Regions from separate parts of the Homo sapiens genome. Here all the other regions are linked to region 1. A link is an interaction called in ENCODE POLR2A ChIA-PET data of the cell type or tissue named here. Cell type or tissue: MCF 10A. All regions are shown on one strand. Each heading gives the region's core, and the rest is flanking DNA. Links, peaks and the distances in the headings are about the cores only.

Region 1 (5,000 bases), core at 1-5,000:
TATATACTATACTTTGGATTTGTCCTCTACAAAAAAACTCACTTGAAAAACATTTTAAATTTCATATCGAGAAAGATATTATTTTTTAAAAAATGTAATGTTTAAAAAGTGTTGGCCGGGTGCAGTGGTTCACCCCCGTAATCCCAGCATTTCAGGAGGCCGAGTCAGATCACCTCAGGTCAGGAGTTTGAGACCAGCCTGGACAACATAGTGAAACCCCATCTCTACTAAAAATACAAAAATTAGCTGGGTGTGGTGTCACATGTCTGTAATCCCACCTACTTGGGAGGCTGAGAAAGGAGAATCGCTTGAATCCAGAAGGCGGAGGTTGCAGTGAGCTGAGGTCGTGCCAAAAATTAGCTGGGCGTGGTGGCGCGTGCCTGTAATCCCACCTACTTGGGAGGCTGAGAAAGGAGAACCACTTGAACCCAGGAGGTGGAGGTTGCAGTGAGCTGAGATCATGCCATTGCACTCCAGCCTGGGAGACAAGGCGAGACTCTGTCTCAAAGAAAAAAAAAAAAGAAAAAGGAAAAGTGTTCATTTCAATGGCTTTTAATATATCCATCCTAATAAACATCAGGTCAATGTGTTCTGATAGTCAGTGTCCCGAACTACCAAAAATAAAAAGTAGGGGGGGTGAATGGGTACAGGTGGTCTGGGGTTGGGGTGGGGGCATTCTCTTGAGAAGTCAGCTTTAAGTGGTTAGATTGAAAACACTAATATCTTTCAAGAGGCAACTGATCATCCTTCCTTTGACTAGGACCCCAGTTTTGTCATTCTATTTCTAAACTACATGTGTATAATGGGGCAGTAAATATTGCCCAGTGAATCATGGAAACAAAGCCAAGAGGCATTGAGTTTGGCTTCTAGTCCTCTACCTGCCCACTGACTTACTGCATCATCTTGGGCAAATTATTTCTCCTCTGGGGCTCCAACTTTGGCCCCGGATTTTTTGATTCACAAATGAGGCATTCCATTTTAAGACTGTATCCACATCAAAGGAAGGGGAATTCTGCAAAGTGAGCTTGCAAACAAGTCCAAGGCCACCATATCCTTTTGGATCTATCACAATGATCAGGCAGACGCAGATCCCAACATTGGCCCCACAGTCGTCTTGGCAAGGTATTTACTTCTCCCTGCCTCCCTTCCTGCCACAGCCGTCTAGCTGCCAGACATGTACGAATTGTGCTCTTGATCATTTTTTTAAAAAAATCCTTCCTCCAAGCACTTTTCCTGATGGCTCCAGCCAAAGGGCCGCCTGTTGCCACCTGTCAGTTGCGGGGATTAATTACCTGAGCCAAGGAGGCTGGGAGCGGCACATTCTTCCCGGGCCGCGCCCACAAATGTTGACATCAAGCAGGTGGGCTGTCTGCTACTCACTTACCGTGAGGACCAGCCAGGAGCCCACTGGGCCTGGCAGGTGGTGGGAGTGGGGCGACACTTAGACCGTGCCACAAAGCAGCAAAACCTCTGCAGGGAGTAATGTGTCCTGGGTCTTCTTGGGGAGGCCATAGCCAGCTTTGTGGCTAGCCCTGGGCACTGGCCCCAGAGGCAGCTGTGTCCTCCCTGCTGAAGGGCAGCATGTTGGCACCCACCTTGGGAAGGGGCGGGGGTGGAGCTCGCCAGCCTTGTTCTAGTTGCCTGAGGGTATGGATTTGGAAACCCAGTCTAAAAAGATTTGACAGACTTGATCGGTAATTTTGCAACTTTATCTCCCCAGGAGGGTAAAATGACCTTTCATTTAGTGTCTCCTGCCAGGGCCACCTCTGTCAACCCCACCTGACCAGTAATATCATTCACAGTTACCTTCACAGAGCAGACACTGGGAGGCATTTGTCAGAGTGACTGTCATACAGCAGGTACTCGTGTTAAGGTCGGCTTACTCTTACATGTTTCCTAAAGTCACGACCATCATGAGAAAAAGGCCAGGGTGAGATGACACTGATACGTTAGAGGTGTAGAAACAGGAGCTCAAAAGTTGAAAGCAGCACTCCAGTGAATGGTGGAACTGAGAACTGAACTGCAGTTAGTTTTCCCTCTTCTCAGTGCTGATTAAAGGCCTGCAAACCACCTTCCTGACTACTGGACATCTATGTGCTCCCCTGCCCCTCAATAAAACAAACCTGGACATTCCTCAGCAATACAGGAAGACACAATTATCTGTAGAGTCAAAATTCTTCTAGTAGAAACCCTGGATGGGCAGAGAACTCTTACCCCTCACCCCTACTGGACATACCTAGTTTAACTCCCCGATAAATGAGAGACCCAGAGAAAATATCACACCAGAAGTTAGCAATGAGACATAATTAGAACTTGTGGCTTCTAATTTCCAGCCCTGTAATCTTTTCACTGTAAAACATTCCTGTACCTCTTCTCTTTAAGATGTTATTGGTGGGGGACAGGGTTGGTGGGCAGATCGGAGAGCTTTATGGACACAGACGTGACATACACGCGCTCTCTCTCTCTCTCTCTCCAGACAGAAGACAATACGTTGCAACCCCCTTCCACTGCAGTAGCAGCATGTCTGTCTCAGCACACTGCTCTGCAAGTCAGCTATCATTTTCCCTTAAGGTAGAGAAAACATTATCCTCCCCCTAAGGGTGGCTTGCTACTCCCAACTGCCTGCAAAACCGCGGGCTACTACACTATCATTTCTTTCCCCTCTGGGCCCAAACTGGTTTTCCCTGTTCCTTCCTCAGCTCTTACTTTGTTGTATCAAGAAGTCACGCTTCTACAAAAACGATAGCCCTACCTAGAGCTCAGCGTCCTGCCTGAGATATGTTTTACCCCCTGGTCCAAGACAAAGCCTCACGCAGTGGCACCCAAAGTCGTAGGAGTCCTTCCCTGGTAGCTGACCTCCTTCAACACCTGGACGCTAGAGGTGAAAGTTATTGTCTATGCTTCCACACATACTCTTTGATTGTCTTTTAAAATGACTCACAGTATAGAATTCTTAAATCTCTGGTCTCTACTGAAGGTTGCATCATTCCTAACAGAAACACGTTCAGAAACCATTCATTCTGGGAGGCACTCACAGCTCAATTTCTATGAAATGACTCAGGTATCCTTGGCGATATAATACCACACATATTGGTTCTCTTTCCTGGTAGATTTGTGGCTTGTTTTGGAGTTTCATTTGTACATCTGCTCTAAAAGTGAGTCCTCTGTTCCAGTAATGGTAATTTGTATCTGCGGGATATTCTTTTTACCGGAAGACTAGGTAGGCCAGTCTGATAAGAAGAAATGGGAGACTATGTATCGACAGTATGGAGAGTAATGGCATCTACTGATTTCCATAAATGACACCATCACTCACCCATCTGTATAGTCCTTAACAGTTTATAGAGCATTTTCATACAGCTATTAATTTAATCCTCAGCTAACTCTATAAGAAAGTCACCTGTATTCCCTTTCTGTCAAGGAAGAATCAGAATCAGAGACTTAAGTAAACTACTTTGCTCACGATAACACAAAGTTAGAATTCTCCAATCTAGGTTTTAACTTTAAATTCAGGGCCCTTACTGTACATAAGGCACATACTATATGTACATTGCAGGATGTCTTCCTGTGCCTTTGTGGTGTCCTTGCCGTGTTCAAATCATTATACTGCATGCTAGGATGGGAAAAGGTGGGGACAAAGTATCCACCCTCTATTTACAAAAGATCTATATATACATATATATAAACTTATGTATATAAATATTGCTGACCTACAACAGTATATAGCATTAAGACACACATATAATGGAGCATGAATTCCAAAGCGCTCTCTAGCTTCAAAGCCCAAGAAGGTTATTGGGAAACCTTGAATAGTTGTTTTTTTTTTTTTTTTTTTTTGGAGACTGAGTCTTGCTCTGTCGCCCAGGCTGGAGTGCAGTGGCATGATCTCGGCTCACTGCAACCTCTGCCTCCCGGGTTCAAGCAATTCTCTGCCTCAGGCTCCCGAGTAGCTGGGATTACAGGTGCCTGCCACTACACCCGGCTAATTTTTGTATTTTTAGTAGACACGGGTTTCACCATCTTAGCCAGGCTGGTCTTGAACTTCTGACCTCGTGATCCACCCACCTCAGCCTCCCAAAGTGCTGGAATTATAGGCGTGAGCCACCGCACCCAGCCACCGTGAACAATTTTTTAACATTTCACACAAAGAATATGTTCCAAGTCCTTACTGTGTATTCTCACCCTCTCCCATCTCTCTCTCTGTCTCTCTCATAAACACACACACACACGTACACAATCTATTTTTAAAACAAAGTGTTTAATACTGTTTGCCTGAATTTGGAGAAGAAAAGAATAAAAGAATTTGTAAAAAAAAAAAAAAAAAAAAAAAAAAAAGACGAAAAGCAAAAAAGAAAAAACTCAATTCCTTAACTCCTAAAACAACTGTACATCCTCCAATTGGAGCAATAGACTGAATTATGGTAGACGTCTACCTTTTTGAGGATTACTGCATGAAAAAAAAAGTTAGGATCTGCACTTTCAATGAAAAACAACACTTACCACCCGTACGTATACACTCAAATACTCTGAATACTGGGGAAAGGGTAATATGACAGATGTAAAAAATAAGACTTACGCTTGATGTATAAAACACAAAAAGCTAACACGTACTGTGATCTACAGTCTAGGCACTTCGCTAAGTTCTTTATGTCTTATATGATCATCGCAGTAAGCTGTGAAGTAGACATTGTTATTCCATTTGCCAGTTAAGTAAATTGAAACTCCTAAACGTGAAATAAGTTGCCCAATCTTTCACAGCTACTAAGCCAGATTCAACTCCAGATCCCCTCACTGCAGCACCCTTGCTCCTCCCCTGTACAGGGCTGAAAAAGAGGACAGTTCTCTCTGCTGCAAAACCTTGTGTGACTCATTTCAAGGCTGAGATAATACTACTGCCCACTGCAAGCTTGTCCTGAGTGTGGAGAAAAAGCCACATGATATTCAGGGTACAGTGCTTGGTCCAGGGTAAATGCCTGATGAACAGCAGCTATCACGATTGC
Region 2 (11,203 bases), core at 3,253-8,252, 67 kb before region 1:
TGTGTAATCTTTTGCCTTAATCTTTCTGCCTTTAATGAAGTGCTTTGACTGTCTCTTTTTGTGTGTGCCTGTTAGAAGTAGGACATGCATAGAGTTTCTCAATGGAATCTCATCAAATGTAAAGTCATGATTGAAAAATTGTTTGCCTTAGGTTAAAAAAGTCCCCTTTAGTTACAGAAGATATTACTTTATCTTGGGATATAAAGTCCAGAGAATTAAATAATTTGGTCAAATTACTTCCCAATTTAAGTGGATTTCAGACCTGAAATTTAATAGGTACAAAGTTAGTGTACACATGCAATATTGAAGAGAAAATTTGGCTATAAACAGCAAAAAAATTATCTAGTAAACAGTAAATCACGAATTGAATATTTTATCATTTCAAAAAAAACCACTAAACATTTTTCTAAGTAGCATGCTATTACATCAACTTTCTCAATATTTTAGTCAATGTTTCTTCAGCAAACATTTATTGATTGTCTACTATATGCTAGATTCTCTGCTAGCCTCCAGAGACAGTGATGAGCAAAATACAGGCACCACTTTTAATATTTTGAAGATTATAATCTAGTGAGATTCATCAGACATTTATCAAATAATCATACTTATGAAAGAATAATTCCAAATTTAAAAAAATGCTCTGAAAGAAAGAAGCACAATTCTATCAGAGGCAATAATGAAGGGACTGTAAATAAACACCTTCATTCTTTTTTGACCTCAGAAGTGGGTGGCATACAGAAACTTGTTACCACAAGCTGCTTGGTGCTGTGGAGACAACAGGAGTCTTAGAATTAGACTCTTGTCAAGATGATTAGAGCTTTTCCATGATGTCCTGCAAGGTCAGAGATGGCTAAGAGATTCCTGAAGTTAGGTTTGTCCTAGTCCTACCTGGACTAGCCCTTTACTTGTCCTTTGCTTTCCTCCAACCCACCTCTACAGTGCTGCCAAATAGACAGTTTTAATACTCAGCTGGTAGAGTGCCTCAGATCTTCCCAACACCATCTGAAGTTTCTTCTTTACACAGTTGCATTTCTCTCCTTCATATTCATTTAAAATCAAGTTCTAAGTCCTGACAAACAAGTTTCCATAATCTTACCAGACTCCAGCCAGTCTTACCAGATTTGCTTTATCTGTCTTCTCCACACTTCTGTACCCCAAGTTACAGACTCAGTTAATATTTTCTAGCAGAATTATTTACTTCCCTGAAACAGGCATGTGCTATTTCCTTTTACTGGGAAGCATTCCCTCTCTTCTTTGCCTGGGAAGTCCCAATCCTGACTTCCTCACTGAGGCTCTCTCCTAATCCCTAAGGTAGAGTTAGTTGCTTCCTTCTTGGTATTTCCTCAGCATTTTGGACGGGCAGCAGTTACAGCTCTCATCACTTTGTACTGTAACCATTTGCTTTTGTGTTATTTCATAAGTTAGAATGTCAACTTTCAGAAGATGAGGACTAGGTCTGATATACTTCTGTAATCTTATTTTGGTTCTTCCCAGGAGGATAACTAATACCATGCTTTGCATATATTAGTAGATGGTTGTTTAAGGAAAGAAGAGGCCTACAGGTCCTTGATGTCATGCCTTTTTTATTTCTAACTAAATAATGAGCCTTAGAGCCTAGTGTGGTGGCACACACCTGTAATCTCAGCTACTCAGTAGGCTAAGGCGGGAGGATTGCTTGAGCTTAAGAGTTTGAGGTTACAGTAAGCCATGATCATGCCATTGCATTCCAGCCTGGGCCACAGAGAACAAGACCCTGTCAAAAACAAAAATTAAAAAAAAAATGAAATAAATAAATAATGACCGTGATATATTTTTAAAGAATGTATGAATGAAATAAAGAGCTCAGGTGGTTCTTAAAACTAAAATTTGAGGACCAAATTAGAGAGCTCTTTGATACTTAGGGGAAAGAATAGTCCCTAGCTCATATGGTAGCTATGTGTTAATTATAAAATGCTGTCCTTTTCTCAAGACCCTTTACTTCAGTTGTTGTCCTAAATATACAAGGCTATGATAGCTACAGTAAAAGTTATAACTTTGGAATGTTGTGCCTGTGTGCACTTCTCAACCTGAATGACTATAAGTGTCTTTCAGAAAGATAATATGCTCTCTATTATTAAAAAAGCACCATATTGCTGCTTTAAAAGGAAAAATAAACTTACAAGTTGAGCTGCAAATGGACACCATTGTCATTATCATGATTAACAACAAATGACTACTGAATACCTAGAACATGTAGGCAGGGAGGTGAAACTTAAGGAAGACAAGACAAAAGAATTTATTTCTTTTTCAACTGAACTTCTAGCACATATTATTTCTTTTCCCTTATGGTTTAACCCTACCTACTTTGAACTTTTGAATTATTTCACTCATTCTGCTTTTCTCAAGCAGAATTGTCTAGGCATGAATGTTACCATTAAACCTAATTTTACACCAAAGGGTTCTCTTTGGTGTTGGTTTATGCACAACAAGACCAATGGAGATGGGCAAGAGAAAGAAGTCTAAGTTGACTACCAAGTTAATGGATTAGGTAGATGAGAAGTATACATTTATGCTAATTACTAAAGTAAATGTTGCTGGATGACATTTTAAACCCATAATCATTTTTTCCCAGTAATTTATCTATATGTTCCCATACTGCTTAATCAAAGTAGTGGTTGATCAGGAATTATTGCTTTAAAAAAGAGAAATTTTCAAAGTACAGTTACAAAATTACTTGCTAGTGTTTTTCTGGAGTTTGGTTATAAATATTTAAGGTTAGCTTAAATAATTTAGGCAGAAAAAATATATTTGAAAGATGAGAGTTGGCTTCCTCCAGACCATAAAAGCTTTCCTCACTTGGAAAGACAGAGTTATGATGCAGAGATGAGAAGATAGGTATTGGTAGATACTGGAGAGAAGAGTCTTGCTTCTTTTTTCAAGAACAGAGCCTTAAGAAAGTAGCAAGACTTTAATATGTCCATATTGCATGTAAGCCTAGGCAGGAAGAGCCCAAAACAGCACCAGAGAGATTCCCATGCTTCTAAGCCTGACATAGAGCTGCAGGCCTTGAATGGCCATGGCGATGAGAGAAAGAAGCCTTCCAGAAATGACACTAGTGGATTAATGACTAAGGAGCTGATGGGATTATGGAATCCTTAGTGTATGTCTGAGTGGACAGATGGCTGAGTGGACAGTTGGCTGAGTGGATCTGAGGCGCCCTACCAGAACTTAAAAAGGAAGAAAGCCTGAACTGACCTAGAAGCTTTTTATTTTTTACCACATTGGTGCAAAAAAAAAAAAAGAAATAGAAATTAAGTCAATATTTAATAAAAATAAAGAAAGGTAAATTTCTTGCACATTTACGTTTGTGGAGTGAGGTTCATATACGTTACAAAAGGAAAAAAAGAGTAGGTGTGCTGGGGGTGGAAAGCAGTGTGAACTCAGCATGAATGAACCATGATGAGTTTGAATTATCTATGGGAAAGTCAAGTGCTACATGCAGAGTTTCTAGAATACGAAGATTTGTAAGACATAATCACTATCTTTTAGAAGTTTACAGATGGCCTATAAGGATGTATTCTTTAAAAGATCAGTGATAATCCCAGAGATGATGTGCTAACTCTAACAACTGCAGAAGTAGTTCAGATGAGAGAATGATCATTGAGGTTTTCTAGTGAGGAAAGGCCCCACATAGAGATGAGACTTGAACTTGGCCTTGAGAGAAATATAACACTTAAGCAAATAAAATAAATCAGCAGTTATGTGGTAACAAAATTATGCATGGTATGTTTGAGGGACAGTGAAGCCTGGTTGTGTCAGGGCAGGTGGTTCTCTTATGTTAGAACATAGGTAAGGCACGTTGGAGTGCTCTACCTGGTTCAGGGAAGAGGAAGTATGGAATACTCAGCTACAGAGTTGAGCTTTAATTTGAAATCAAAAGGCAGCCATCAGAGGTGTGTGAATGGAGGGAGTTTCTGTGAAACAGGATATTTCAAAAAAATAAATTCCCTACAGTATGTAATTTTGCTTCTAGCAAATCAGGCACAGTTATATAAGATCATCCTAAAACAGTTATTCCAATGAGAGAGACTATTCCACTAAAAGGCAGAAAAATTAAAGTTACAGACTAAAGGTAAAGAATACCCGGATGGTGCATTTGTAACCTTATGTTTATATTAGAGATGGCTTATGTGGACTTGATTTGCAACTATTAGAGAAAATTACTCTTATTGTCTGAATGACAATACTGACACATGAATGAACCAGTAACCTATGTTTACTATTAGTTTGGTTTGCTCACTGAGCTTGAGGATTCTGTGAGCTCCAGGTCTGTTCCTCGAAAGTGGTTTGCACAGATGCTCCCATGCCCTGTGGCAGCATATAGTCAAAAGTGTACTCTTTACAAACATAACCAGGTTTGTTCCTCTCTACTCAGAATCCTCCAATAATTTTCTATCAGTCAGGTTAAATGAAATTTCCACTGTTTACCTTGGGTTACTTGACTCTATGTGATCTAGTCTGTTCTCTGCCACTGTCCCTGATTTTGTCTCCTAATACTCTTGGCCTGCCTCACAAAACTGCAGTCATACAGGGCTTCTTCCTATTTCTTTAACATTACAAATATATTCCCTCCCAGGGTCTTTGCTTTCATTGTTATCTTTTCCTGGAACTCTACTCCTAAGATATCTTATCCTTTCCACTTATTCAGGTGTCTGCTGTTCTACCCAGAGAGGAATTCCTGGACTTCATATCTAATCATTGATATCCTGAATTTCATCTCTAATCATAGCCTCCATCTTTCACTCTACCACTCATTCTGTGTTTTGTTTTTTGCCTTGCTTCAGTTTTTTTTATTGTGCTAATCAGTAACTGACATTGCATTAAATACTTATTTGTGTGCTTATTGTTTATGTCCCTTGCTAGAATATAAACTCTGTGAGGCCAGGGTCTTTAACTAAACCCTCTGTAATTCCTGTCCTCGAAGAGGCTCTGACACATAGAAGGTACTTGATAAATATTTGTTGTATAAATGAATAAATAAAGAACATTATTATTATTCTTATCATTGTTCATAACAAGTATTTACTGAGACTTCGTCATGTGCCATGACTGGGTTATTAAAGGTTGTACTTGCTTATTTCATTCCTTTCTCACAGGCACTGACCTACCTGCTGAATCATAGACAGGTGAAGCAACTTCAGCAAAGTCACTCAGCTAAAATATGGATGAGTCAAAATTTAAACCTGGAACTGTTGAACTCCAGTGATCTTGCAATGCCATATAGTATATGTAAAACCACCATGCTGTATCATAGAGTATATATGAAAGCATTAGTGCGATGTCTGTAAATTAGTAAATGAAGGTAACTCTCTTAAATATAGATCCCCTTGTTAATATTAATTTAAAAAATTGGGAAATGTAGCTGATAGGATGCTATTGGATTAAGGTTTAGATATTCTAAGATCACGTTTTTCTAGATAATTTTTTTTTCTTAAGTATGTTCCCTGGGCTTTGGTATGTTTCACTTCCAACAGCCAGCAATTGTGATGGTTCTTTTTCGATGACTGCCCCTGGGATTTTTGGAACACACAGGAAACTGAGAGTTCCTAAGAGTTTATATGTCCCTGGGAGAGCCCTTTACCAATGATCGGTAGGTACAGGATTATGACATCCCAAGTTTCCCAGCCTCAGGTTGAGACTATTTTGGGAAACTTGACATTTCATAGTTCAGTGTCAAGTTCAGGCTGAAGCTATTGTCTCCCACCTTGCTTGACACTGTATTCTTGCTTGTGTGGCTTCTTCCTCTCTCCTGTCCTGTTTCTGTCACTATTTTTTCATGGAGAACTTTGTTATTAAATAACTTGTACATTATGAATTTTTTTCTGGGTCCGATGGTAAGCAATCTAACCTTAATTAGTAAATCATCCAGTTCGTGTGATTGCCAATGAGAGTACTATGGCCACACCTTAATTTACTCTTCATGGGCATCCATGCCTTTCTTTCCATTCATGGTCTTTCCAGACTTGCAAATGTAAGATTCATACTCACTGGAGCCAAGTGTTAGGGGAGACTTACTGTAAAGAAATAGCATTTGTAGGAAAATCACCTTGGGTGTGTATAGATCCTGGTTCTTTGCATTGTGAAGCTCAAGCATAGATTTGCCCTAACTCACTTCCTCCCCACATTCCTGGCTGATAGACAAAGGCAGGGAGGAAGGAGGAGCTGAGTCACTGAAGCTTAATTCACTTTTCTGTTTCTTAGCCCCTAGAGCTTGGTTTAATTGAAGGTGGTTTCAGTAGGATTAACTTTGCTCCAAAAAGTGTGCTTTTGGCTATATTGGAGCAGCATGACTATTTAATGTCTTTGAAGAACGTAGGTATTTGCTAACTTTGATGGGACTACCTCTCTAAGTGGGCCCACAGAAGTCATCTTCCCCTGTATCTTCTCTGTATCTTTGTGTTGAAAATCTAGAAACAGCAGTGTATGGGTGCAGTGGCACAAGCTAATGGCATCAGATGACCAAGGTAGGCACTCTTTCTAGAGACCCCAGTGGAATTCCCAAACACTAAGAGGTTTAGAGAAAAACAAACTGGCCTCTGTATTTTATAGGACCTGAACAGTGAAGGCAGGTTGCACTCTTCACCTAATATTCTAGGGAACAAATTTCACTCTCAGGATCCTCCTAGTGTGCTCTTGCTTGGCTGAAGCTAAACTGGAGCATGCTTTGTGCAAGAAAATTAAAGAAACATGTAGGAGTGTTATTACCATGGCATGCCAGGAAGAGTATTGCACAGGGTGTGAAGAAGAGACATGAGAAGTCACTGGAGGTCAATCACTGACTTTGCGACCTTAGGAAAATAACTCAAATTATCTGAGTAACGGCATCCCCATCTGTAGAGAAAAGCAGTCACTATGAGTTCGCTGTGGTCAGCATTCTGCAACTTCATTCTTCTCTCGTAGTATCCAGTGTTTCTGTGGACAATGAATGGTCCCTGTATCAGCTAGCCACAAAACAGAAAACTAGGAAACTCACAATTTGCTGTTCACCCCAAGGCATTGGAGCCTTCCTGCTTCTCCCACATGTCTTCGTGTAAAACCTGCAAGTTACTCCAGGGGTAATTGAGCAATTGTCTAAATATTATGAGGGGTGGCTAGCCACACTAGCGAGTTTTAGATGTTTAGCTGAGTTGTAGAGTACCAAGAAAACAGAGTTTTTCTAAAATTCTGTAAACCTTTCTGGGGCAAAAATCCCCAAAGTAGGTACAGTGGCCTGTCTTTCCTGACTTTTGGTCATATGTAAAGCTGTGAGTCCCCATTCATGTTCCTAGCTTAGCGAAGAGGTCTGTTGACTTAACCGTCACATTGCCATGTCGTTATGGCTTTGCCCGTGATATTCATTCTACAAGATAGTCCAAATGCTTCTTCTCCTCTGATATTTCTCCAGATTTCTCTGATCAAAAACATCTTTTCTTCCGCTGGGATTCTCCCGAGTAGTTCATACTGCAGTCTCACTTGGAAACACTTTATACATGTTTGTTTATGAATCCTTACCTTCTCCCAAACTCTAAACCATGCTCACAGGAAGGGCAAGGGCTATAAGTCTTACATCTGTCTTGCTCCAAAGAATAATTCATGGAGACTGGTACCACTAAAAATTATGGACTTCCAAGCTCAGTAGTATTGGCATATGTTTTAGTCAATCATTTTAGAAGGTACAGCACGATGCAAAGGGGAGAGCAAAACTTTGAAGTAAAAAAAAAAAAAAAAGCATTTCAATCCTGCTGCTTCTACTTAATCTCCGCGTGGCCTTAGGTAATTTGTTTCAAATATTTGAATTTCTGTTTTTTCATCTGTGTGACAGTCAATTTTAGATGTCGACTTGAATGGGCCCAGATAGCTAGAAAAACATTTCTGATTGTGTCTGTGAGGATGTTTCTGGAAGAGATTAGCATTGGAATCAGTAGACTGAGTAAAGAAGATCATCTTCACCAATGTGGGTGGCATCCCTTGAGGGCCTGAAGAGAGCCAAAGGTGGAGGAGGGACAAATTTGCCCCCTATTTGAGCGGCAACCTCCATCATCTTCTTGACTTTCAGACATCGGTATTCCCAGTTCCCTGCAAGGATGCACACAATCCACCAACACCCTCCTCCTCTCGCTTTGTTCTTGAGTCTTTGGACACAGACTGAATTACACTGCCTGCTTTCAAGGTCCTCCAGCCTGCAAACAGCAGATCATGTGACTCCTCATCCTCCATCATCACACAAGCCAATTCTCATTATATATATATATATATATATATATATATATATATATATATATATATATACATATACACACTATTGGTTCTGTTTCTTTGGAGAAGCCTAATACAATCTATAACATGGCAATTCCATCACTTAGCTTGACTGTATGAAGGCAGAGAAACTGGATGAAAAAAAAAAAAACCTTAACGTGGCAACTGTTATGTTTAAGATTATTATTCTGGCCGGGCACGGTGGCTCACGACAGTAATCCCAGCACTTTGGGAGGCTGAGGCGGGCGGATCGTGAGGTCAGAAGATCGAGACCATCCTGGTTAACACAGTGAAACCCCGTCTCTACTAAAAATACAAAAAATTAGCCAGGCATGGTAGTGGGCGCCTGTAGTCCCAGCTACTTGGGAGGCTGAGGCAGGAGAATGGCGTGAACCTGGGAGGCGGAGGTTGCAGTGAGCCAAGACCATGCCACTGCACTCCAGCCTGGGTGACAGAGCGAGACTCCATCTCAAAAAAAAAAAAAAAAAAAATATATATATATATATATATGTATATTATTATTCCAATTCTATGAAATTTACTTATCTGTACTATAGAAAGCAAAATGATAATGGATTGGAGGAAATACTCTAAACTTATGGTGCAGATTAATTCTGGCCCCAGGTAATGCAGGGAAGTAACAGAGAAAGATGTGTATACCTATAGGTAGGCGATAAAGGGGATATTTACTTTGTTAAGTTTGACTTATATGAAAAGCACAGAGATACATAGATTTGTGGTAAATATGAAAAAGTGTTAATCATAATTTATGGGCAGTAGGTATATGGACATGTATCAATTATTTTTTAAACTTTTCTATATTTTTAAAAGTATAAATTCTATGTATACTAGAAAATTTCCATTTCACATCATAGAGCTTAGGGTGTGGTTTGTTGACCACAAAATCCTCTTTCTTCAGTAGAAAGCATGTCACTAGTAAATCAAGGGACAATCAAGGAGAAGCTAGAGTAGGTTTTAATAGAGCTTTAGACTCTCAAATGAAAGTAGTAAAACATTTTGAGATCTCTAATATCCCAAGGGGTTATTTCCTAGCTAAGAATTAGGAGTTACCCCAACTGCAAAGCTCTGTCCCTTCTAGACAGGAGCTGAACCACAGCTGATGCCAGATCTAGTGTGACTGAAAGAAAACCTTATATATATATATATATATATATATATATATATATATATATATATATGTGAAAATAAATTTTGAATATACCAATCTAGTATCTTTTTACCTTTCTACTTCCTTCCACTGAAAGCTATTCAGAAAAAGCAAAACATACTACCTGTTTTTCCTGTTTGCAAAGTATTTATTAGCATTTAAAATAATAATCCATCGAACCTTCATTAAACACCCATTATGTCTTAAGAACTTTATTTAGGGGTTGGACTAGAAACTGTGCAGGATCAACTGTCAAGAGATATATGACTACAAAACAGAAAACACGAAGCAGATTGTGGTGACATCCATAGAGGCATAGGTTATATTCAAACTACTTAACAACCCACAGAGAATGGGCACAGACCACTCAAAATGTACACATTTACCAATCAGAACAGGTAGCTTGCCTTAAAAGATACATTTTTAGGGGGTTTGAAGAAAGAATGAGCATTCTTGTATCAAGGAGAACCTGGGATTTTCAAAAGGCATTTTTGAAAGACAGGTGGTATCATTGGCCATAGCTGAGGGTTTTATATAGGTATATATTATATAGTGGTGTGTGTGTGTGTGTGCATATATATAGATATAGATATAGATATAGATATAGATATAGATATAGATATATTTTTTCCTTTTCTCTTCCTATTTCCTATCCCCTGGAGGATAGGGGAGGCATTGCTTATGTTCTGCCCCCACAACAATTAAAATGCTTTTTAACATTCAGAAATAGAAAAAAGAGAAAAAAAAGACGATCAAACTGAGAAGCCAAGTTCGTTCATATCTATCATGAAAACAGAAACACATCTAAGTCCTACAAAGTCTTTCCAGTGGTAGATAATCAAGGAAGCTTTGTTGTGGAAGTAATGTTTGAGGTAATTTTTGAAAGACAAGAAGAGGTAGACTGAGATGGGTGAGAGTAGGGTCGAAGCATTCTGTTGAAGAGAACAGCATAGAAAATGCACAGATACCTGAAAATTCAAGAACTGATTTGTTGAATTCTACAAATAGTTATTGAGTGAAGGCTACAGTAGGCTTCATCAATTAACAACGCAAGGAAACCTGCCTTGTGAAGATTACATTCTAGCTGGGAATGTTGAGTAAATAGAATTGGTTGGAGCATCAGATAATATTAGACTTAAAGGGCAAATTAGTGACAAAGTTAGATAGGCTTTATCCTGCTGACAATGGCCAGTGATAGAAGGGTTATGTTTTCAATAAGGGGCTTGAGGGGCCTAGGTTAGTTGGATGCAATCTAGGGCTGACAGATTTTGGAACGCATACTCTGTCTCCAACCAGGGAAAGTCCACAGAATTCTTTTCTTTGAGGCGTGTGTGTGCAGCCTAAGAGAGTGACCCGCTGAGAACTTATTTTCTGATTGGAGACAACAGTACCACGGAAAAAAAGAGCCAAACTAGAATAGAAAGACTTGCTGATTCTACCACTGACTATAATAGCTTTGTGAACTTAGACATGCCTGTAACTTCTCAGAGGCTCAGCTTCCTCCGCCCTTTGTACTGACAATGTTTGCTCTGTCTATTCCACAGTGTTGAGGAAATAAACAAGATAATTTATATGAAATGTTTTAGGAAACAGTGAATCAGTATATATTAAGAATATAAAGATTTTATATTTATTTATACAATCCATCTAGATCATCAGACCTATTGACAGATACTCTTTAGCTATGTTTTACTTGATTGTATTTTTTTAAATATATAAACTAGAAAATTGCCACTTCTTTTCCCCTACGTTGACGTCATC
Region 3 (11,203 bases), core at 2,915-7,914, 530 kb after region 1:
TATATAATAGTATACTAGATATTTTTATGTCTCATAATATTAAAAGCAGTGCCAAAAAGCTACTATTTTATTTTATACTTTCACATTGTTTTATATGAGTAACACAAACTATGTATGTGAACAGATTGGAAAAGTTTGGTGAAGCAGGGAGATAAGCAAGACTGTCTGGGAAAAGGCCATTTGACCACCATATCTGCCAGATGTGGAAGTGGTATAGAGTTAGTGAGATGGGAATAGTATATTTTGACATAGCATTGTATAAACTTTACAGCAATTTTATCAATAAATGTTAACAGACTTAGACATAGCGTAAACTTTAACTTGAACGTAATTATATCCATTAATGCTCTTTCTTTGGGTACCTTCCTGACCCACCAGCCCCATGACTACTCAGCTTTGGCCCAATGTTGTGTAATCTCAAACCTATATCACCAGTTCAGCTTTCTGTACTGAGCTTCAGACCTAAATTTCTAACTGCCTGACAACCAACCCTACCCCAAGTTCTACAGAAATGCAACATGTTTCGAATTCAACATGTCATAAGCTGAGTCCCCAAACCTACTTTTTCCAGTTTTCTTCAATCAAATTAATGGAATCACCATCTACCCAATCCTGAAACCTTGTCATCTTTGACTTCTTCATCATCTTCAATATCCTGTCAGTTACTTGCTTTCATTAATTCTCTCTCCTGAATAACTCAAAATCTCCTCATCTTCTTTCCCTTCCTACTGCTCCGAACTTAGTTTAGGCTCTTATATCTATTATCTAAGCCATTATAACTACAGTGGGGACTATGTAACATTAAACTCCAGTTAAACCAAATTACTCTTTATCTAAGAACCTTCTGCATACTCTCATGTACCTCTACTCCTTTTTGCTTGATCCAAACTTCAGTTTCAGTTAATTAGAACTCTTAAAAATATTTGCATTTTTATCTGCCTCCCCTGTTAAGCACTGCCTTCCACAAAGGCAAGAACCTTGTCTCATTTCTGTTGGTATCCTCAGCAACAATCATAATACCTGCATTTTGTTGGTGTTAGAAAATCTCTTGAATAAAGAGATTCTAGATACAGTAGAAGAAATGACTCTGGGTAAGAATAAGTTTGAATATTTTCATGTATTTTAAAATAATAATTTGTTCCATTAGATTGTAAATAATTTAAAAGTGTTGACTGCATAACTCAGCTCTATGTTATTCCCTCCCCGTGAGACAATAGTTTTCTTAAACTGAATTAAATTGCTTCAGTTTTTGATTTAGTTATGCATTTTCCCCATATTCTACTTTTTTCCTATTTCATTCATCAGAGAGATGGAAAAACCAGTTTATTAAACCCTTTTAAAATCTCATGTTTTTGCCAAAATATTAACATAAAAAAATTCTAGATCCCCCAAATTATCTTTCTTCTTATTTATTCTTTTACATTGATATAACTGGGTCTTAATCAAAGCCAATCTTGGAAAATGTCCTAAACATAAATAATATTGTGACATAAAAACCAACAACAAAAGAGAAAATAAGACACAAAAACCTGGATCAAAGTACTCATCCTCTCACATTCCAGATGGAGATCATTTGTTTTCCTAGAGAGCTGGGACTTTGGGTGGCCTTTGAATAAGAAATAGCTTGGCAAATGAAAGTGCCAGACTATTGCTAAAGGAAAAAAAAAAAAAGAGAAAAAGCTTTGGAATAATAATTTAAGGAGAAAAGCCTTAAAGGAAATACACTTAACAGATCCGCGAAGTAGTTTGATTGGCTAAAAGTCAACCAACCAACTCACCGTCTATCATGTTCGTGTGTGTGCATGTGCCTCCCACCTGTTATTCTTACTTCCATCCAGTAAGAGCTACATGAACATCAATTTCCTGTTCAGCCTTTGCTACTGGGAAGGCTAGGGCAAAATCCAATGCTCTAGTCTATTAATTCCATTTGTGGGTATTTGGAAAATAATATTCCATACCCTCTTTGATATTTTACTTTTCATCTTTATTTTTGCATTATTTGATTGTATTTATATATAACAGAATAAGATAAAGCACAATCAGATGTTAGAATGTGACAGTGTTATTTCTCTGCAGTTTATAAAACTTGTTCTTTAATTCCTCACGCTGAACTTCTTCCTGCAAAGGGCATTCAGGGAATAACCATCTAATGCACAAGGTATGAGGAATAAGAGAAGACTTGGCCCAGGAAATGATGGATGTACCAACTAAGGCAGTTAGTATTTATTTTGATTTACAATAAAGTACAATTACTACTAATTCAAAAATATATATTATTTTAATGGTCGGAACCAGATGTCCTTTAAAGCAGGAAAATGTCTTTGGGAAAATAGGTTATTAAGCTCTTTATCTTGGATTAACAGATGTTTTCGGGCGCCTGTAGTCCCAGCTACTCCGGAGGCTGAGGCAGGAGAATGATGTGAACCCGGGAGGCGGAGCTTGCAGTGAGCCAAGATTGTGCCACTGCACTCCAGCCTGGGTGACAGAGCGAGACTCCGTCTTAAGAAAGAAAGAAAGAAAGAAAGAAAGAAAGAAAAAAAGAAAGAAAGAAAGAAAGAAAGAAAGAAAGAAAGAAAGAAAGAAAGAAAGAAAGAAAGAAAGAAACAAAGAAAGAAACAAAGAAACAAAGAAAGAAAGAAACATAAAGTGTTCTGCATTGTTAACAATAATTTTTGAAACAGAGTTTGAAGATTATGGAACAATGCATTAATGTGTTATTATTAATAAGAACTTCTAGAAACAGAGAAGTCTGATATTGCATTTGAAGTTCACGGCAAGAGCATGATGCAAACTCCCACTCTGTCCCCCTGAAGCCCTGGGTGAGTCTGTTCTCATATTCTTGCCTTCAAATAGGTGTTAGGTTGTTCTTATTGGTTGTTTTGTTTTGTTGGCTTTCAGTGGTAAAGAGTCAGGCTAGGGGCTGATGCTGAGGCTTGGGTTGAGAAATTTGAAATAGGAGTGTCCCATAAAGAGTGGCAACATGATCCATATACCAAGCTAGTTTAGTGTCAATAACAGCTTGGAGCCTGAGGGACACCGTGACACTATAAATCCCTGAGGACATTTGCATAATTCTTGAGAGGAACATTGACTTTTCATGGGAGAATAATGTGATTCGAGGTCATTTCATCTATGTATTATGGGGGAATGAAGACTCCATCTAGCCTGTAATCAAATATATGTTGCCTCAAATTCTTTTTAAAATCCCCAGGACCTATCAAGTTAAAATATTTTCACACACATACATATATATTTACACTTGCACGAATAGGTATGTTTAATGCAAGAAATGTAATATATGCCATCAACCACAGAAAGTCTTTACATACAGATTGCCAAGTTTTGAATTCATAGCAAATAAAGAATTGTAATATTCTGAAATGAATGACAGAATATAAAAGTAAACATAAAAAGGACGGAGAAGGTAAGAATTTCTAGGTCTATAAGCGCACTCATATGTATATTTGGTTTTATTGAAAATATAAAGTTTGATCTTTCACTACATTTTCAGCTCCAGCTGTTTTCCTTCTTGACTACTTAGAATGCCCCCGTTCTGCTTTAGATGCCTGGGGGAGGTGAGAGAATAATAGAAAACTGTTCCCTTTAGAAATAAGTCTAATATCTGCTTGATGAGATGAAATTTAAAGACAAAGAAATTGTGAATAGCTTTACACTTCATGGAGTATTTATACACACATCATTCTATTTAACCTTATAATGGTCCAGTGAGGTTGGGAGGAAAGGCAGTGCTCATTATCTTCATTTTAGACGTGAGACTACCAAGTCTCAGAAAGACAAGTGACTTAATCGAGCATGACCATAGAACCTCATCGAACTATGCTTTATACTATTCCACACTTCCATGAATAAAATAATTAGAATGTGATTATATGTGGGAAAGTATATACACCATGTAGGCAATGCATGCAATTAGCAAGCGGAAAGCAGCATGTTATATATAAATATAATGTATATTTACATATAAAAACAGTTTGACTCTTTACTAAAATAAATTATAAACCTATTACCGTTTTTGTCTATATAAATTGCTGGTTTTATTTTATTTTATTTTATTTTATTTTATTTTATTTTATTTTGTTTTGTTTAGGAGTACACGTCCCTAGAAGCACATAGCTCCAGCAACAAAGCTAATCTGAGAGTAATACCCAAGATGCCTCCTACCTTGCAAATTTCAAGGAATTTCTCACTGGTGTATTTCATAGGATGCTCAGTGAAAGTAGCATAAGGAACTTCAGTGGACCATGGGTTCCAGCGGGACAGAAGAGACTGCTCCTCCGGACTCCCCCAGTAGATCCTAAGGCCTTCTCCTTGTCTCCTACAAGAAAGGCGTTTTCCATTAGATTAGTCATTTCCATTTCCAAAAAAAAAAAAATAGAATGTAATACATCAGTCAGCCTTCATATTAACTCCCAACTAGTTAAACTGTTCAAAAGATTTTAGGGGGTGAGAAGAAAAAGGTGAATTAGGTTTTAAAAATAGGAAATTCAAGGTGTTTGGAGGAATTCTATATGGGAAACACCTACTTGGAAATGTGAGTCTGACACTCAGAACAGTGGCTAGAGCTGGAAATACGGATATTGATGTCACACCAAGATTCTGATGGTAAGAATTAAAAGAGAAAGAGAGGAGGTATCAAAGAGGTGAACAGTAACAGAACAGTTCAGGTGGGAGACAGTTTCAAGAAGAAAGGAGCTGCCATGACAATAACAGTTTCCACAGAAGCAATAACTGACTGAGAAAAGACATGGGACTTCTTAAATGGTAGAATATACATGATTTTTGAGGGGGACGCTGACAAATTCAAAATGCTCTGCGACTTCAGATTCTGAATCTCATTGTCCTCTATTCTCTGCACACATTCCATTCAGTGAAATTGCAGCAACAAACATGTCAAAGCTTGTAGAAAGACTGTGCCTGCCCCTCCTGTTAAGTTCACAGTCTTAATCCACAAGATGTGGGAGGAAGCCACTCTGGCATAGCCCAGGCCTGGTCATTTGGTAAACCTAAGTGCAGAGCAAGAGAAAGTAAGCTTGAGATAACAGGGAGAGAACTCATGGTAGAGGAGTGTGGCCACATTGAATAACAAAACCGTGTTTCTGAGGCCTCTTTTGCATGTGTCCATCAGAATTTATGATTTGTGGTTTCAGGTATCTCTGAATGCAAAGAGATGCCCGGAGGTTAAGCCAAACTCAGGTGCCCTGCATTCGACAAGCTTGGAAACTAAGTTGCCTGTAATTCTAAACAGCCCTATGGAACTTCACGGATGTCTCATTTTGTCTAAAAATTAAATCCTGGGATTTCTGGAATGAAAAACCAGAGCTTAATTGTGGTGCCTTCACAAAACTGTCACTTCCTGTATTAAGGAAGGATTCCTTCGGGAATGCTGTTATGGTTTCTGAATGTTTATCCATGTGGAGATGGTATAAGCACAATTTCACACAAATGCATATAACACTCCGCTCCCCAACTGGTTAATACCTGAACTTTTCTCACAAAAGGAAAGTAAAAAAAGTCCCTGAAACATTCTGCTGGCCAGTTATCAGATTTTTGATGATTATATTTGAAAACTGACACCCAACTTTTTTTTGTACTTAATCCTTTGCCCAAGAAGAAAAATGAAAAAAAAAAAAAAAAGTATATAGGAAAAAAAAGACAGAGTTAGGAAAAAAAAGACAGAGTAAAGAAAAATATTGAGAAGAATAGAAAAATAGAAGAAAAATATACCTCTAAAGTTTTCTTTCTCCCTCTCCTTCTCAGCTAGTATACTGGCATTTATTATCCCCCAGCTCTTTTTTTTCTGGCCTGACAATAAACTCTAAACTCAATGAATATTCTATGAGTGCTGGTAAATGGAGCATTCTGGATTGAGTCCATTAAAACAACTTGCACAATGGAATTATTTACTGCTTCATATGTCAATTTATGTGCTGGGTGCAATTTTGCTTTTATCCAAAGGGGATGAAAATCTGCCAAGAGAGCTTGCCTAATAAGTACACATTATATTCTTTTACCTTAGGGAAACCTCAAATGAAGTTTGAGCATGAAATTCAAGAGGGACCCTATTTCTAAATAACCAGTCAATGTGACTATAAAAAGGACCTTTCTCAGAGATATAGTATACTTCCAAATATGCAAGTTCAGCCAACCTTCTTTCCTGAGCTCCAGAGGTGAAAACTAGGAAGATTAATCTGAAGCTAAGTTATCACTCCAAGGGTGGGGCTTCTCAGGCCATCCAGCAAAGCTGTTAGTATCACAGTGCTATGAAAGACGATCATCTTCTCTTTTGTCAAACACCATTAGAACAATCGTGGAGACTGCAGATGCCTTTATGACCAGAAATACTTTATTTAATAGTAACGTACTCACATGAAAGAAATCCTGGGAGGCGACAGAGTGGAGTAAAAGTGCAGTGAGCTGGATGTCCGGGAGTCCTGTGATACAGTCTCGGTTTTGACACTTAACATTGCGTGACTATGGGCAAGCTTATTTCTCTTTCTGAATCTGAATCATTTCTCTTTCTGAATCTTCTGAATATGTCTTCCCATATTTAGAAAAAAACAGGACTTCCTCATCTGTTCTTTAGAATCTCTATATCGAGACATTCCATGACCTCAGTCATGCTGTGTGAATAGTGTAGGTGGTCATGATGCCAGTAACGATCATCTGGTTGCAGACATACAACATCCATAAGCAGTCTTGGGGTATGAATTCTCTAGTTCAGAAGCATCTAATTAGCCCCACTGAGCAGAACAAGTCCTCTACTGCAAAGGTCACAGCAAGTACTATCCTATCATTCCAAGAGGCTTTCAGGACCTACCACAACATTTTACAAACATGGAAAAGCACAAATCAGCTATTTCTCAGTGGAAATGCAGATAAGGTTTATAAACTGTAGAATGTCAGAGCTAGAAGGGCTCTTGGAAGCTATAGCCCAGTGCTTCCTTTCTGTGGATGGAAAAAACTGAGACTCAGAAAGTACCAGAATTTTCCCAAAGCATCACTACAAGACAGGGATGAACTGGCAAGAGTCCTGGTTTCCTGAGACCTCATTCAGGGGTCTTTTCACCATTCTGGGCTAAGGCTACAAAATATATTCAAAGCTAAAGCCCTGCTATTGCATAACATAGCCTTATTTCCAATAGACACAAAGTTAAAAGAATTGCTCTGAGGAGGCTGTCATCATTCATGGGTGAAAAAAGCCTGCCTACGGATCCCAGTCAGTTATCAGAAGAAAACCTCTGTCTCAAAACAAACTATGCATTCTTAAATATACTCAATATGAGCAATTTTGAGACTATAGGAAAATAAGGAAGCACTGGATGTGAAGGAGACAATTACAAACAAGTTAAGTTGTCAGGGTGAGAAGATTGGGTCTTTGGCCAGGTGCGGTGACTCACGCCTGTAATCCCAGCACTTTGGAAGGCTGAGGTGGGTGGATCACCTGAGGTCAGGAGTTTGAGACCAGCCTGGTCAACTTGGTGAGACTCCCATCTCTACTAAAAATACAAAAATTAGCCGGGTGTGGTGGTGGGAGCCTGTAATCCCAACTACTTGGGAGGCCAAGGCAGGAGAATCACTTGAACCCAGGAGGCAGTGGTAGCAGTGAGCCAAGATCATGCCACTGCACTTCAGCCTGGGCAACAGAGCGAGACTCTGTCTCAAACAAAAAGAAGAAGAAGACTGGGTCTTTCTCACTGAGCTGCTATGATGGGTTAATTAAAGTCCTAAGTAAAGGTTGCCAACATCAAATTATCAAGCAAATAAATATTTGGAAGTTTTCTTTCTGAAATTATACTCGGTATAAATCATGACTTTCACTAGCTTGTGTCTTTGGGCATTTCACACCACCTTTCTGATCTGTAGGTCACAATAATTTTGTGAAAAACAGGAGGATAACGGATGATAAAAAGTTTTGTTTCTGTAAGGCACTGTCCCACCAGCATATATTGAGTGTCTACTATGAACCATACTACCCACTCTGTACTGTTAGAGATCTTATATTTTTTATTTTATTTAACCCATATAGTAATTTTGAGCTACTTTTGAAGACATAGATGTAGTTACAGGAAATAAGTTAAAGAATATCACCAGACTTAATCAGATCATCAAGTCAAGAACCACTAGTGAAATGTAATTTTAAAAAAGGGGCAGGGAAAGGAAAAACACCAGAATCACTGGACATAAACAAAACCAGAGAAGCAAATCTCTAGCACAGAGGAAGTATTGGGATGTTTTATGCTTGTCTTCACCTATTGATACCTCTTCTTCCACCTGTATCCGGGTCCAAGGATGCTTCTTATGTGTCAGCTTCTGCTTTCCATCAATGTTTTCATATGTAAGATTTCTACTTGAATCTAAATCCATCAGAAAAACTTCCATTCAGATAGCTTAAATAAGCTCTTCAATTCTCTTTTCTTCAGTCTGAATAAGCCTAACTTCTTAATTATATTTTCTGATGGGTTAAAAGTAATCTTTTAAATCACCTCAGAGCTGATCCTCTAAAACATTCCAAAGTTCTCCATTTTCAATTCCACCATTTTCTTAGCACATTCTCTATGCAGGGTATAGAGAAAGGAATAAGACTCAGTGCCTGAACTCTGTAAGCCCATGATCTGACAATCTATGAGCCGATTTTACTATCAATTTGTTCCCAGACCTCAAAAAGCACAAATAGAAACTTGCAAGTCTCATTTCAGAAATAGAGGATCACTTATTTCAATTATTCCCACTTTCTATCCTCAAGGAAAACAGCTGGATCTGGCCTCCATTCCCACAGTAGTGGAAGTAAGAAGGACAATGTACTCTTTACTTCTAGTAAGTTCCAAAGCCTCCCAGAAAGAGGCAGAGGCAGGGGAAGGGTCCCATAAGGACTTGGTGGAAGAAGGTTTGTAATAGTCATGGATGTTTAGGATCCTAAACTATCTGAGTTGGAAGGCCTTTTGGAGAGGTCAGTTTCCAATTCTTTGATTTTATAGATATGTAACTGAGACTAGAGTTTTCAAAGATCACAGTTCTTACTTTAGTCATGTTAATTACATGTTTCACTCAGTGACTCAGATTCAGAGTTCTACTCAAACACCGTTGTTGGCAGGATAGAAGACCAGAGCAATTACTACTTTAAATCATCATAGCAGACCAATAGAAGTTTTGCTTTCTACACACAAAAAAAGCAAAGACATGCTGAAGGGGTGAGTTTTATACAGTAGAAACTGCTCATACTAGTGGCAAAGCACACAGTCATGAAAAACAAATATGGCTTAACAACACAAAAAGCAGCTACAGGTTGGAAGAAGGAAACACATTCTTTGATAACCAACTTTGTAAGAGAATAAATTATTTTTGACAGGAAAGACTCCTCTCCTCCAAGTTGTTTTTAGCTGAGCTAGAAAATATGCCAGTCAGTCCTCAGTCTGAGTTAATATACTCATTCCGTGCATTCTTCTTTCTTCAGAGAGAAGCCACAGGTCCTCTTGCATAGGGCAACATAGCTGGCTTCCTCTCCCTGGACTTCTCACTCTCCTTCTACCCTGGCCTCCAAAGAGTCTCTGTTAAGGCACTAACCTACCTGTTAGCAAAACTGAATGAGGACACCTAGCTCCCTAGAAGGAAAGATGGCAGCTTTCATTATTACCTCCATCAGCTGCCCCTCCTTTCTACTCATCTCAAATCTCAAAGCTCCACCACAGAATTAAAAACATAGCTCGAGGCACCAAACCGAGATTTATGAGGAAGCACAGACATTAACTCTTGCTCTAAACGCAGGGCGTGTGCTTGTAAGTATGGGTGAGCAAACAGAGGGAGGCTGTGAGTGGGAGGAGGCGGGCGGGCGATGGGGAGAGAGCAACTCAGAACAACATGATCTATTTTCTTAATGTCTCCTTTCCCCCTACCTTAGAGCAAGTATTGTTGAAAGGCAGACTTCTAGGCCCATGAAATGTTAGTCTCTTGCTTATTTAATCTGGACAAAAGCAGGGACAGAGTTGGCACCCTGGAGGGTATTCAATGCTCCTTTGCTCATTGAATGACCTCAGAGGAAATATTTTCCATGACAAGAACCCAAAAGACGCTGGCACAGAGTCAGACAATAAGATTTGCAGAATGTGTTTACATTCTCTCCATGTCCCCAGGCTGTTCCAAACCCATCGGCAGGTGCTGCCTTTATCTGCTCTCTTTGCTCACCTGGCTCCCTCCCAGAAGTTTCCAGGGCCTTTAGCTCAGTGAGATTAACCACTTACTGGCAAGGGTAACCAAGAAATTGTATGGGTTATATTACTTGAGGCAGAGGTAAGTAATAAATAAAGCAGATCGGCAATGTTCATCAAAAAAAGATTCAGGGGCATTGTGGTGTCATTGTAAAAACCTTGAGTGAGAATTAGAAGGCCTGGGTTCAAAAGATGGATCTGCCACTATTCAACTGGGTAACTTGAACCTTTTACTTCTCCGGGCTCCGGGGATCCATCTGTAATATCAGGTAGTTAAAACTAGATCATTTGTAAGATCCTTTTCTACCCCCAATAAATTAAGATCTATGCTGAAAGACCAGAATAATTTGTGTTATGCTGGTTAGACAAAAAAAAAAAAAAACAAGAGTTAACCCAAGGGATAACTTAATGAATATGAGAAATTCTCAGAAGGATACTAAGACCTGAACATTCCTCTCCTAAAAGGTGAAAAAAAGTGATCTTAACCTGCAGAAGAAAAGACTTGAGGTTAAATCAAGAGCAGAATTTAGATCAAGTGAGAGTGAATAATTATAAAAAGGGTTACCAAAAATGGTCACGGAATCTCCCAAACTGAAAGTCCTTAAAAGAGATGTTTATCTGCTTGGGAAACTTTAAATGTGCTTGTCCTAGAGGTGGTCATGTTCATGGCTGAAGAGAGGAAGACAAAGTTTCCAAACCAAAGGTCCAACCTAAGATTTCATGACTCACAATGTTGGAATATATGTGTGTTTGTGCAGTAAATATTTATGCTGAAATAAACATGGCTGCTTACAGTGCCAGGTACATAGAAACCACTTAATGAATTTTTGTTTAATGAAGGTGAATGAATGAGTTTACAGACCAAGTTAGGATGCCTGTCAATTTGAATGTCATATTATTCCATTTTTAGAGTGTTACATGTTATGGTAGTAAGCTCCCTGGACTGGTAGTCAAAAAAAAATGTGGTTCAAATCCTTGCA

What was found. ChIA-PET counts read pairs that join two places held together with the same protein. Peaks named below come from ENCODE experiments on the same cell type or tissue, not always from the same donor. Only the 100,000 strongest peaks of a DNase experiment are listed, where the experiment ranks them.
Region 2: POLR2A ChIA-PET joins it to region 1 with 35 read pairs; 2 of 35 experiments call an interaction of 5 or more read pairs at or near these places.
Region 3: POLR2A ChIA-PET joins it to region 1 with 13 read pairs; 2 of 35 experiments call an interaction of 5 or more read pairs at or near these places.

What each region holds. Positions count from the first base shown.
Region 1 is chr3:189,839,695-189,844,694 of GRCh38, reverse strand. The region is part of intron 4 of TP63 (tumor protein p63); the gene reads right to left. Among named protein-coding and RNA genes, the nearest start is that of MIR944, 12 kb to the right of the region's middle. In MCF 10A, for the core only: no CTCF peak of the experiment used is centred there; DNase peaks (open chromatin) are centred at 1,274, 1,614, 3,004 and 4,864.
Region 2 is chr3:189,903,780-189,914,982 of GRCh38, reverse strand. No RefSeq gene overlaps it. Among named protein-coding and RNA genes, the nearest start is that of MIR944, 79 kb to the right of the region's middle. In MCF 10A, for the core only: no CTCF peak of the experiment used is centred there; DNase peaks (open chromatin) are centred at 5,172, 5,672 and 6,162.
Region 3 is chr3:189,303,519-189,314,721 of GRCh38, reverse strand. It overlaps TPRG1 (tumor protein p63 regulated 1), which reads right to left. Exons shown (of 6, transcript NM_198485.4): 5 at 4,183-4,336. Among named protein-coding and RNA genes, the nearest start is that of TPRG1-AS2, 69 kb to the right of the region's middle. RefSeq lists an enhancer at 6,745-6,804. In MCF 10A, for the core only: no CTCF peak of the experiment used is centred there; DNase peaks (open chromatin) are centred at 4,941 and 5,941.